Linked DNA regions of Homo sapiens: region 2 is linked to region 1. A link is a contact called in ENCODE Hi-C or POLR2A ChIA-PET data. All regions are on one chromosome and are shown on one strand. The core of a region is the stretch at or near the end of the contact, and the rest is flanking DNA. Distances in the headings are between cores, read along the strand shown.

The links. A loop is a pair of places that touch in the nucleus more often than their neighbours do. ChIA-PET counts read pairs that join two places held with the same protein, here RNA polymerase II (POLR2A). Pooled maps may share reads with other maps.
Region 2: a pooled map shows a loop between it and region 1 (8-fold over the local background). The contact joins two enhancer-like sites. A Hi-C loop is called at or near these places in 1 of 37 single-sample maps with no recorded cell type and 7 of 50 pooled maps. POLR2A ChIA-PET finds 5 or more read pairs at or near these places in 2 of 52 experiments (GM10248 and GM12878).

What each region holds. Positions count from the first base shown.
Region 1 is chr11:76,596,596-76,602,149 of GRCh38, forward strand. No RefSeq gene overlaps it. Among named protein-coding and RNA genes, the nearest start is that of LINC02757, 31 kb to the right of the region's middle. RefSeq lists an enhancer at 732-1,383 and a silencer at 2,014-2,093. Within about 2 kb of position 2,101, at least 2 of the 41 ENCODE cell types and tissues checked have a DNase peak (open chromatin) inside an H3K27ac peak, as active enhancers do.
Region 2 is chr11:76,796,767-76,801,628 of GRCh38, forward strand. TSKU (tsukushi, small leucine rich proteoglycan) reads left to right here. Exons shown (of 2, transcript NM_015516.4): 2 at 1-1,378. Among named protein-coding and RNA genes, the nearest start is that of TSKU, 16 kb to the left of the region's middle. RefSeq lists a silencer at 2,413-2,672. Within about 2 kb of position 2,630, at least 18 of the 41 ENCODE cell types and tissues checked have a DNase peak (open chromatin) inside an H3K27ac peak, as active enhancers do.

The sequences.
Region 1 (5,554 bases), core at 851-3,350:
TCTTTACAGAGGTCATCCAGGTAAAATGAGGTCATCAGAGTAGGCCTTTGTCCAATAAAACTGTCCTTGTAGGAAGGGGAAATTTGGAGACAGACACACAGGGAGAACCCTGTGTGAAAACGGAGGCAGAGACTGGAGTGATGCTCTCACAGGCCACAGGACGCGGAGGACTGCCAGCGAGCACCAGGAGGCAGGGAGAGGCGCAGGATGGGCGCTTCCTCTCAGCTCTCGGGAGGAAGCCCCTGGTGACATCTGGACCTTGGGCTGCAGCCTCCAGAACTCTGAGAGGACACCTCCCTGTCGTTTCTGCCCAGTGTGTGGCACTGTGCTATGGCAGCCCTGGCAAATGGATCCATCTCCTTTTTACTGATGAGTACAGCCAGGGTTGGGAAGTCACTCCCGTGAGCACGGTGGCCTCGCTGGCTGGAACTTGTTGCTCAGCCACCTCTTAAATGCCGATCCCCACCTCCACCTCCCCATTCCATCCTCCATCCAGAGCCCTCAGCTCTTCAGGCATTCATCATTTATGCACCTTTGAGGCAGGCAATGCTCCAAGCACAGGGCCCAGCAGAGAAACAAACAAACAAACAAACAAGCAAGCAAGCAAACAACAGACACCATTCCTCCACGTGGGGAACAAACAATAAGGAAGGTGAGTGACAGGTTAATAGTATGTTCCATGGTATACGTTCCACAGGGAAACTGAGGCACAGAGGGGGATAGGGAGTGTGGAATGGTGGACTTTTAAACAGGGCGGTTTGGGAAGGCTCACTGGGAAGGCACCCTCCTGGTCACTGCCCCTTCCCACACTGTAGCCCACTCCATGGAGGCCTCCCAGGCCCTCCCTGCCCAGGCTCTCTACCCAGTATCTCCCCCAGGACTTAAACTGCCCAACCCCAACTCAGCCTCCCCCATGTGCTCCCCACAACACATCCCAGCAAATGCCACCACCATCCATCTGCTTAGTATTCAAACCAGAAACCTGGATGCAAATTAGACCTCCCCAACTCTTGCCCTCACTCCATCTGGCCCTGGGAACTAGAGGTGCTCCCTTCATGAGTGCGGGAGACGCAAGCTTGGTTCCCCCTCCGGTCGGGCAGAGCACCCCAGTGGCAGGGGAGCGGGGACGGCTGTTTCCATAACTGGACCCAGTGGCCATGTCTAATCCCCTGTACAGACTCTGTCCTCTGCCTTCAGAGCCCATGGTCAGGCCCTGAGCCCTGCAAACCCACCTCCTCCTCTGTACCCACCAAATGCTGTGCCCCTCCCAGGGGCCTTCCTTGCCTTGACCAGTGAGAGCCAGTGGATGCCATGGACCAAGGCCCAGCAGCAGTCAGGGAACCCAGTCCCACCCCTTTCTGGACCTTCGTGTCCTCATCTGTAGAATGGGCAAAATTCCTGCCAGGCTGACCCTCAGGAAATCTTGGCTGAGTCAGTGGATGTGAACGGTGCTGCTCTGGGTGGTGTGGACACGTGGACCAGCTGGGGTGAGGGGCAGCCAGGGTGGGAAGCTGTGTGGGTTAATGTGGACCAGCCAGAGGCAGCACCTGTGACCCATGCACATGCGTGTGTCCATGGGAATGGGGAGGGGGAAAAGCCACGTTCTAGGTGGGCTCACCTGGCACCACCCACACCAGTCTGTGACAGGGCAAGATGAAGGAGAAAGAGGCTGCTGCTACCCACCTGCCTGCCTGCCCACTTCCTCCCTGACTCCTGCATGAAGAAAGGTGGCTGAGGGACTCCCCTAAATGTGCCAACCCTCACTGGGCAAGCCTGGGGCTGGGAAGACGTGTGAGGTCAGCAGTCCTGGGGTGGGGGGCCTTCCTTTGCTCCTCTGTGCCCCTGGGGTAGGGTGGGCTGCAGCATCATCTCAGTGCTGGGGGGTGACTAGCTCCCATCCTGCTAGGAGACTTTGTGCCAGCCACCCGGCTCCTCTGAGTTGACTCCCTCATCTACCTAACAGGGGTGATCATGCTGCCTTGGGTGGTGTTGAGAAGACTAAATGATACATGACACTTGGTCCCAGGACCCTCTTGTGACCTCTGGGTCCTGGCACCACTCACTGAGGTTTGCCCCTTGGCTCCTTCAGCATCCTCAAGTCACCCCTAGAGGTCTCTCTAACTGTGCGCTCCAGCTTAGTAGCCACCAGCCGCACGCGGCTACTGGGCATCTGAAATGTGGCTGGTCTGAAACGAGCTGTGCTGTGGGTGGAAAAGACACACCAGGTTTCAACAATACAAAAAAAAAAAAATGAAATACAACATTCATAATTTTTAATACTGATTACATGTTGAAAGGATAATATTTTGATATATTAAGTTAAATATATTATTAAAATTAAGTTCACTTGTTTCTTTTTACTTTCTTAATGTAGCTACTGGAGAAATGTCATTACATCCGAGTCTCACATTCTGTTTTATTGGATGGCCCTGCTCCAGAACCTTGGAAAGGCCACTTCCAGGGCATCTTCCTGGTGGCTCCCAGGAAAAGCAGCCCCTGGGATTTCCAGCAGCTGCTGAAGAATGTCTGCTCCCCTGGTGGCCCCAGGCTGCAGAACACACTCGCTGTGGCCTCACCCGCTCCCCACCCTTTCCCGCACATCCCATAGCCTCCCAGGAAGCTTAGACTCAGCTAAGGGACCCTCCCTGCTGCCCCCACCATGAGGGTAGCCAACAAAGCCTGCGGCCCCCTCCCCCAGCTGCTAAGAACCTCATAGCTGTATGGGAATTACCCTGGCGTCACTTTCTCCTTCCCAGCAGACCCCAGGGATGTGGCTTCCTTGCCCCAGGCCCTGAGTCACCCGCAAGGAATCCCCTCTCCTCTGGAGAGGGTTCTGCGGGCAGGAGGCAGCCTCTGTGGTCCTGAGGAGCATGGCTTCAGGAGTCAGAGAGACCTGGAGGTGAGTCCGGGCGCTGCCTCGTGCTCACCGTGTGGCTGGGGTAAGCCCCTCCTGTCTGCACCTCAACTTCCTCACTTATGAAATGGGCGTAATCACCGCGCCCACCTCATAGAGCTGTAGGGATGTCATCGAGGCATGGCGCTCTGCACAGCTCTTGGTTTGTAGTAAACAGCAGTTGTTAAAGGACCTGAAAGAGTTAGGGATGTGGCCTTTGACCTCAGGCTCACTAGGCCAGCCACAGAGAGGAGGCAGGTGCCAAGGTGGTGGGCCAGGGAAGGGTGGGGAGCAAGTGAGGCAGGAAGGAGGCAGGGGGATGGTAGCTCCCTTTCAGGCCTCAGGCTCTATGTAGCCCAACAGATAGCCCGGCTGGCCCATTTTCAGATGAGGAAAGTGAGGCTCTTAAAAGTGAAGCGACTTCCCCAAGGCTAGTGCTGGGGATTGATTTGGGGGCTACCTGTATCCAAGGCCTGTGTTCTCTCTGCCATCCTGTATTGTGAAGTTTGAGAGGAGTTTCTGGAGGAAATAAACACAAAATGGTTTGAGAAGAAGTTTGAGCTAATATAGTCCCTTTCCTGCAGGTGGTTTTGAGCCTTTGAAAGAAAGTATCCACAACTCCTGTCCTAAATCTCATCCCTGCAAAGCCAACCTTGACCCAAGGGCTTGGGTGCAGGTAGTTCATTCGGGAGGTGATGCCAGGCAACAGTGAGAAACGGAGAAGTGGGAAAGGGAGGGAGAAAACCCAGGAAGGTGGCTTCGATGAGCGGGTTACCACTGTGGGCACCTGGGCTCCATCCTGCTGGGCACCCTAGGAGCTGGAGTATAGAACACACATCATCAGAATCTCAAACTCAAGAGCTGGACGTTGGGGTGTTTGTCCACTTTTCATTCCCTGAGATTGAGGATTGCCCGTGAGGGTGTTGGGTCTCTGGCACATCCCTGCACAGGCTGAACAAGGTCCTTTGGTGCTGGAAGAAGCCCTTGGGTAGACAGACGGAGAGGAGAGAAGGGAAACAGGCGCTTGAGGCTGGGAGCGGGGCTGGCATGGGCAGATTATCCACAGAGTTGGCTCAGCCCCACTCCCGCCTCTGAAGAAAAGCATTCAAATAACACAATGACATTCATCACAGTTAATACTGATATAATTTCTATTGTTTATAATACATTTAACAGTAGAAATATATTATTATAATGATATATTTCTATATTATATTGATATAGAAATATAAGATATTAATATTAACACTAAATATTATATTAAATTAATATTAATATATTATATTTATATATTAATGTATTTCTATTGTGTGTGTGTGTGTGTGTGTGTGTGTATATATATATATATATATATATATATAAAAAATTTAGAAATAACCTAAATATCCAGTAAGAGGGGATTGGCTTAGTAAACTACGGTGCATCAAAAAGACAGAATATTCTGCAGCCAAAAATGAAGACTCTGTTGCTACATGGAAAGGTGCTTGGGAAAGAATATTAATTAAAACATGGTGCGTGCACACACTTCCCACCGTGGAAGGTGCTGTGGTCTGAGTGTTTGTGACCCCCAAAATTCATATGTTGAAACTTAATCCTCAGTGTGTTGGAATTAAGGGCTGGGGTACCTGGGAAGTGACGAGGTCTTTTTTTTTTTTTTTTTTTTTTTTGAGATGGAGTTTTGCTCTGTTGCCCAGGCTGGAGTGCAGTGGCACGATCTTGGCTCACTTCAACCTCTGCTTCCCAGGTTCAAGTGATTCTCCCACCTCAGCCTCCCGAGTAGCTGGGATTACAGGTGTGCACCACCATGCCCTGCTACTTTTGTATTTTTAGTAGAGATGGGTTTCACCATGTTGGCCAGGCTGGTCTCAAACTCCTGACCTCAAGTGATTCACCCGTCTCGGCCTCCTAAAGTGTTGGGATTACAGGCGTGAGCCACTGCACCTAGCCTGTGACCAGGTCTTGCGAGTAGAGCCCTTGTGAATGGGATCAGTGTCCTGACAAGAGAGGCCTGAGGGAGCTTGTTTGTCTCTCCCGCCATGTGAGATGCAGTGACAAGGCAGCAGCTATGAAGCATGGGCTGTCGTGAGACGCTGACTGGATCTGTTGGCACCTCCAGCTTGGACTTCCCAGACTCCAGAACCATGAGCAATATATTTTCATTGTTTACAAATTGTCCAGTATTTTCTGCAGCCAAAAGAGATTAGGACGGAAGGTGAGGGCTCTAGCAGAGAAACAGAACCAGTAAGAGGTACACATTAAGAGATGCGCTGCTAGGAATTGGCTTATATAGTTGTGGGCTAGGCTGGTCCAAAATTCATAACGCAGGCTGTCAGGAAGGGCAGGCTAGAATCCTAAGCCAAAGTTGCTGTCCACAGGTGGAATCTCTCCTTCTTCAGGCCTCTGCTCTGCTCTTAAAGGCCTTCACTTGATTGAATCAAGCCCGCCCAGATTGTGTGGGATAATCTCCTTACTTAAAGTCAGTTGATTTGGACTTTACTTCTACTAAAAACCTCCACAGCAACACCCAGATCAGTGTTTGAATGATGAGGACTGCAGCCTAGCCAAGTTGACACTTAAAACTGACCATCACAGAAGGTATATGGAGCTGCTGTCAGAGTGCTAGTGACAAAACTCACTTACTTAAAACTGATCATCACAGAA
Region 2 (4,862 bases), core at 1,380-3,879, 200 kb after region 1:
GTGGGGAGCCCGCAGGCCTATGTGGCAGCGTCACCACAGGAGTTGTGGGCCTAGGAGAGGCTTTGGACCTGGGAGCCACACCTAGGAGCAAAGTCTCACCCCTTTGTCTACGTTGCTTCCCCAAACCATGAGCAGAGGGACTTCGATGCCAAACCAGACTCGGGTCCCCTCCTGCTTCCCTTCCCCACTTATCCCCCAAGTGCCTTCCCTCATGCCTGGGCCGGCCTGACCCGCAATGGGCAGAGGGTGGGTGGGACCCCCTGCTGCAGGGCAGAGTTCAGGTCCACTGGGCTGAGTGTCCCCTTGGGCCCATGGCCCAGTCACTCAGGGGCGAGTTTCTTTTCTAACATAGCCCTTTCTTTGCCATGAGGCCATGAGGCCCGCTTCATCCTTTTCTATTTCCCTAGAACCTTAATGGTAGAAGGAATTGCAAAGAATCAAGTCCACCCTTCTCATGTGACAGATGGGGAAACTGAGGCCTTGAGAAGGAAAAAGGCTAATCTAAGTTCCTGCGGGCAGTGGCATGACTGGAGCACAGCCTCCTGCCTCCCAGCCCGGACCCAATGCACTTTCTTGTCTCCTCTAATAAGCCCCACCCTCCCCGCCTGGGCTCCCCTTGCTGCCCTTGCCTGTTCCCCATTAGCACAGGAGTAGCAGCAGCAGGACAGGCAAGAGCCTCACAAGTGGGACTCTGGGCCTCTGACCAGCTGTGCGGCATGGGCTAAGTCACTCTGCCCTTCGGAGCCTCTGGAAGCTTAGGGCACATTGGTTCCAGCCTAGCCAGTTTCTCACCCTGGGTTGGGGTCCCCCAGCATCCAGACTGGAAACCTACCCATTTTCCCCTGAGCATCCTCTAGATGCTGCCCCAAGGAGTTGCTGCAGTTCTGGAGCCTCATCTGGCTGGGATCTCCAAGGGGCCTCCTGGATTCAGTCCCCACTGGCCCTGAGCACGACAGCCCTTCTTACCCTCCCAGGAATGCCGTGAAAGGAGACAAGGTCTGCCCGACCCATGTCTATGCTCTACCCCCAGGGTAGCATCTCAGCTTCCGAACCCTGGGCTGTTTCCTTAGTCTTCATTTTATAAAAGTTGTTGCCTTTTTAACGGAGTGTCACTTTCAACCGGCCTCCCCTACCCCTGCTGGCCGGGGATGGAGACATGTCATTTGTAAAAGCAGAAAAAGGTTGCATTTGTTCACTTTTGTAATATTGTCCTGGGCCTGTGTTGGGGTGTTGGGGGAAGCTGGGCATCAGTGGCCACATGGGCATCAGGGGCTGGCCCCACAGAGACCCCACAGGGCAGTGAGCTCTGTCTTCCCCCACCTGCCTAGCCCATCATCTATCTAACCGGTCCTTGATTTAATAAACACTATAAAAAGTTCTTTGCTTTACTCAGCCAGTGTCCACTGGCAATCCCTGGGCTGGGCTCTGGGGCCACAAAGATGAATCAGGTTAGGCCCTGCCCTGGGCAGCTTGTTCTCCCTGAAAAGCCTGATAATCTCAGGATTTGGGGAGTAAGGTGACGTGAAGGAGGGAGTTCCTGCACCCTGTTCACCTCTCATCTCCCGTGGCCCTACCCCACTGTTCCTGCCACCCCAGCTCCAGCCATAGCCATGAGCATGCAGGCCCTTGCACACCTGTTCTCTTGCTCAGGCGTTACTGTGGGACCTTGCCCTTGCCCTCACCCCTGTCTCTCAACCTCCTTCCTATCCAGTAGACCTAGTTCTTGCCCGCCCGCAGAAGCTTCCTTGGCCCCTTCCACCTCCCTCCTCTGAACTGCAACAGTATTTTGTTCTTCCTTGGTGCTTCAGCTGCTATGGTACCCCAGCTCCTGTTTGCACACTTCCACTGACAGAGATCACACTTGGAGCTCATCTGGGTGGCTCTGCTGTCACCAAGTTCTTCCTTCTAACTGGCCAGTCTACAGGGAATGTCTACCATCATCACCAATGACAGGTTTTTCCTGATCCCTACTCTGTGCCCAGAACATTCAGGCCATATGCACTGGTGGGAGCTTGCCCATCTTGTAATCAGGCCTCCCCAGGGAGAAGTATCAGCTTGAGGCCCTGGGTCCGAGGCTGGCACCCAGCGGTCAAGGTAGGAAAGAGCTGAGGCTTGGCGCCGGGCGGTGTGGAGGAGAGGGAGGTCAGGGTGAGACCCCGGGCCCCCACAGTCCTCCTGTTTGTTCTCCACTTCCCCTACATTTCCTGGGACAGGAGAGGATTCAGATGGAGGTAGGGATCACGGTACTTTCACCCAATGGGTCCGGGTCTTCCCAAGTCCCCGCTTGTGGAAGGAGTCCTTGCGGGAGGGCCATGGAACAAAAAGGCCTTAAAGACAGGGCCAAAGCGTGCGGAGGGCAGCGAAGGGAAGGAGGGGGCTTCTGCGGCAATCAGTTCTGGAGCAGGTCACCTCCGCCCGAGCTGCAGCTTCCTCCTCTGCAAAACGGGGCAGGGTGAAGGCCCAGTGAGAGCATGGGCGCGGATGCCATCACGCTGGGCGGGCTCGTCCTTCCCGTGGGGAACCTGCCCTGCACCCCGCAGCCCTGGCCTCCTGCCAGCCATAAGGAGAGCGGAAGCCCCGGCGGGCCTCGCCGACCCGGGAGTCCGCGCGGCCCCTCCCTGCCCGTGCGGAGGCTCCCGGCCCGCAGCGCCACCTCGTGCTCACGCATGGCCAGACACCCCAGATCCCAGCGGGGCCAAGAGCCAGGACCGGGGCGGCTGGAGGCCAAAGTGGGCTGCGCTGTTTGCTTTATGCGGCCAGTCCCTTCCCGCCCACCAGACTACCCTCGCCCTGCCGGACTCCGCCCTCCAGGAACCCTGGCGCCCAGGGCGAGGGCTTCGAATCTTACACAATCAGGAAAATTCGTGCAAAGAATCCGTTTTGGAATTCACAGAAAAGGGTTGAAATCTTGGGGTCATCACTAACCAATTGTGTGATTTTTGGCCAGGTCACTTTACTTCTCTGAGCCTGGAAAATAGGGATGAAAATATCTCCCTCAAGGCCGGGCACGATGGCTCCTGCCTGTAATCCCAGCACTTTGGGAGGCTGAGGCAGGAGGATCGCTTGAGCTCAGGAATTCAAGACTAAGACCAGCCTGGGCAACATAATTTAAAAATCTAAAAATTAACCGGGCATGGTGACGCCTGTAGTCCCAGCTACTTGGGAGGCTGAAGTGGGAGGATAGCTTGAGCCTGGGAGGTTGGATGACAGAGTTAGACCCTGTTTAAAAAAAAAAAAAAAAAAAGCAAAGAGAGAAAAATAAAAATAAAAGAAAGACAAAAAAGAAAGAGAAACAAACAAAGAAAGAGAAAATACCTCCCTGAGCCTGGGAGGTTGAGGCTGCCGTGAGCCGAGATTCTACCACTGCACTCCAGCCTGAGTGACAGAGCTAGACCCTGGAAAAAAAAAAGAACGAAGGAAGGGAGGGAGGGAGAGAGAAAGGAAGAAAAGAAAGAAAGAGCAAAAAAGGAAGAAGGAAAGAAGGAAAGAAGGAAGGGAGGGAGGGAGGGAGGGAGGGAGGGAAAATATCTCCCTCCACAGGACTGTGTGTAGAAGAAATGAAGTAACATTTGTAGAGAACCAAGTACGGTGCCTGGCACAAAATGGCAGCCTCTAAGTGCTCTTTCCCGCCCTCATCCAACCATGGAGTTATGAAGTAGATTACAGAGCCATGTAGTCTGAGTCTGTTTTTTATAACTCGCACTCAGAACTGAAGAATTTTGTAAAGTTCTGGGACTGTAGAATCACAGAACGACACCCGGTAATCCACAGGGTCATGGAGTAGGTACTCACCGTCAGCTGTGGCCCAGCTCACCACCATGGGTCAGCAGGGTCACCAGCCTCTTTATGCCTTTCACAGTAATGCAGCGGCCAGCTATGGCTATGTGTTCCTCATGCTTTGTGTACATGCCATCATCTCCTCACAACTGCACCAGGTGTTTTTGTCACCATACAGATGAGGAAACCAGCATAGGCCAGGCTTTATCTGTCAGGTGGCAATTCTCACATTCTTCCTTGTCCTACCCCAGGGGCCGGGCCAGCTGTGTAAATCCCATGAATCAGAGAGGGTAGAGGTGCACTGATAAACCAAAAAGCACTGGGATTCCATTTATTTTTTATTTTCAAATAAGTTGCAGAAGTTATGCAGTTCTACATAGCTCCGATCAGACTGTGGATTCTAGATCTTAGAGTATAAAAAGCCAAAGGTCAAAGTCAAAGTCCTTTCTCTCCTGGCCCCTTTTCACGGATGGGGAATCTGAGGCCCAGAGACGAGTAAGTTCCCATGGTCCATGGCCAGGATTCTGTGCTTCAGAACGGCCTATGTAATTTGTGGGACCCAGTATAAAATGAAAATGTGGGGCCCCTTGTTCAAAGTTATTAGGATTTCAAGATGACAAGAACAGAGCATTAAACCAAGCACAGGGTCTTTCTATGGTTTCACTGCCCATGAAGCCAGCCCTGCTGCCATTTGATCATCTCATTTCTAGAGGAGGGGCAAACACCCAGACAGTGTTGGTCAGGATGGCAGAAGAGAGTAGGTGTGGATTTGTGTGTAATCCAATCCCTCTGTAGTTCAGGGAGCCAGTTAGACTCTTCCAAATGCAGGAATGTCCCTCTGTCGTTATCACACAACCCCCTGGTTTCCCCACCTTGCCATGGCCAAAAGGCTTTCAGAGGGAAAAGGCAGCTAAAGAGGTGGATTCTACCACCCAGCTGCCACCAAACCAGCTCATGGGCTGTTTCTCTGGACTGCCAGGAATATGGGGGGGCAGAGGCCTGCCCCTTGCTCACTTTATGTGCTTACAGAATTTAAAGTCCACCAGCGCTAAAGCCCACTCATACCTAATCTCCACCAAGGGCAC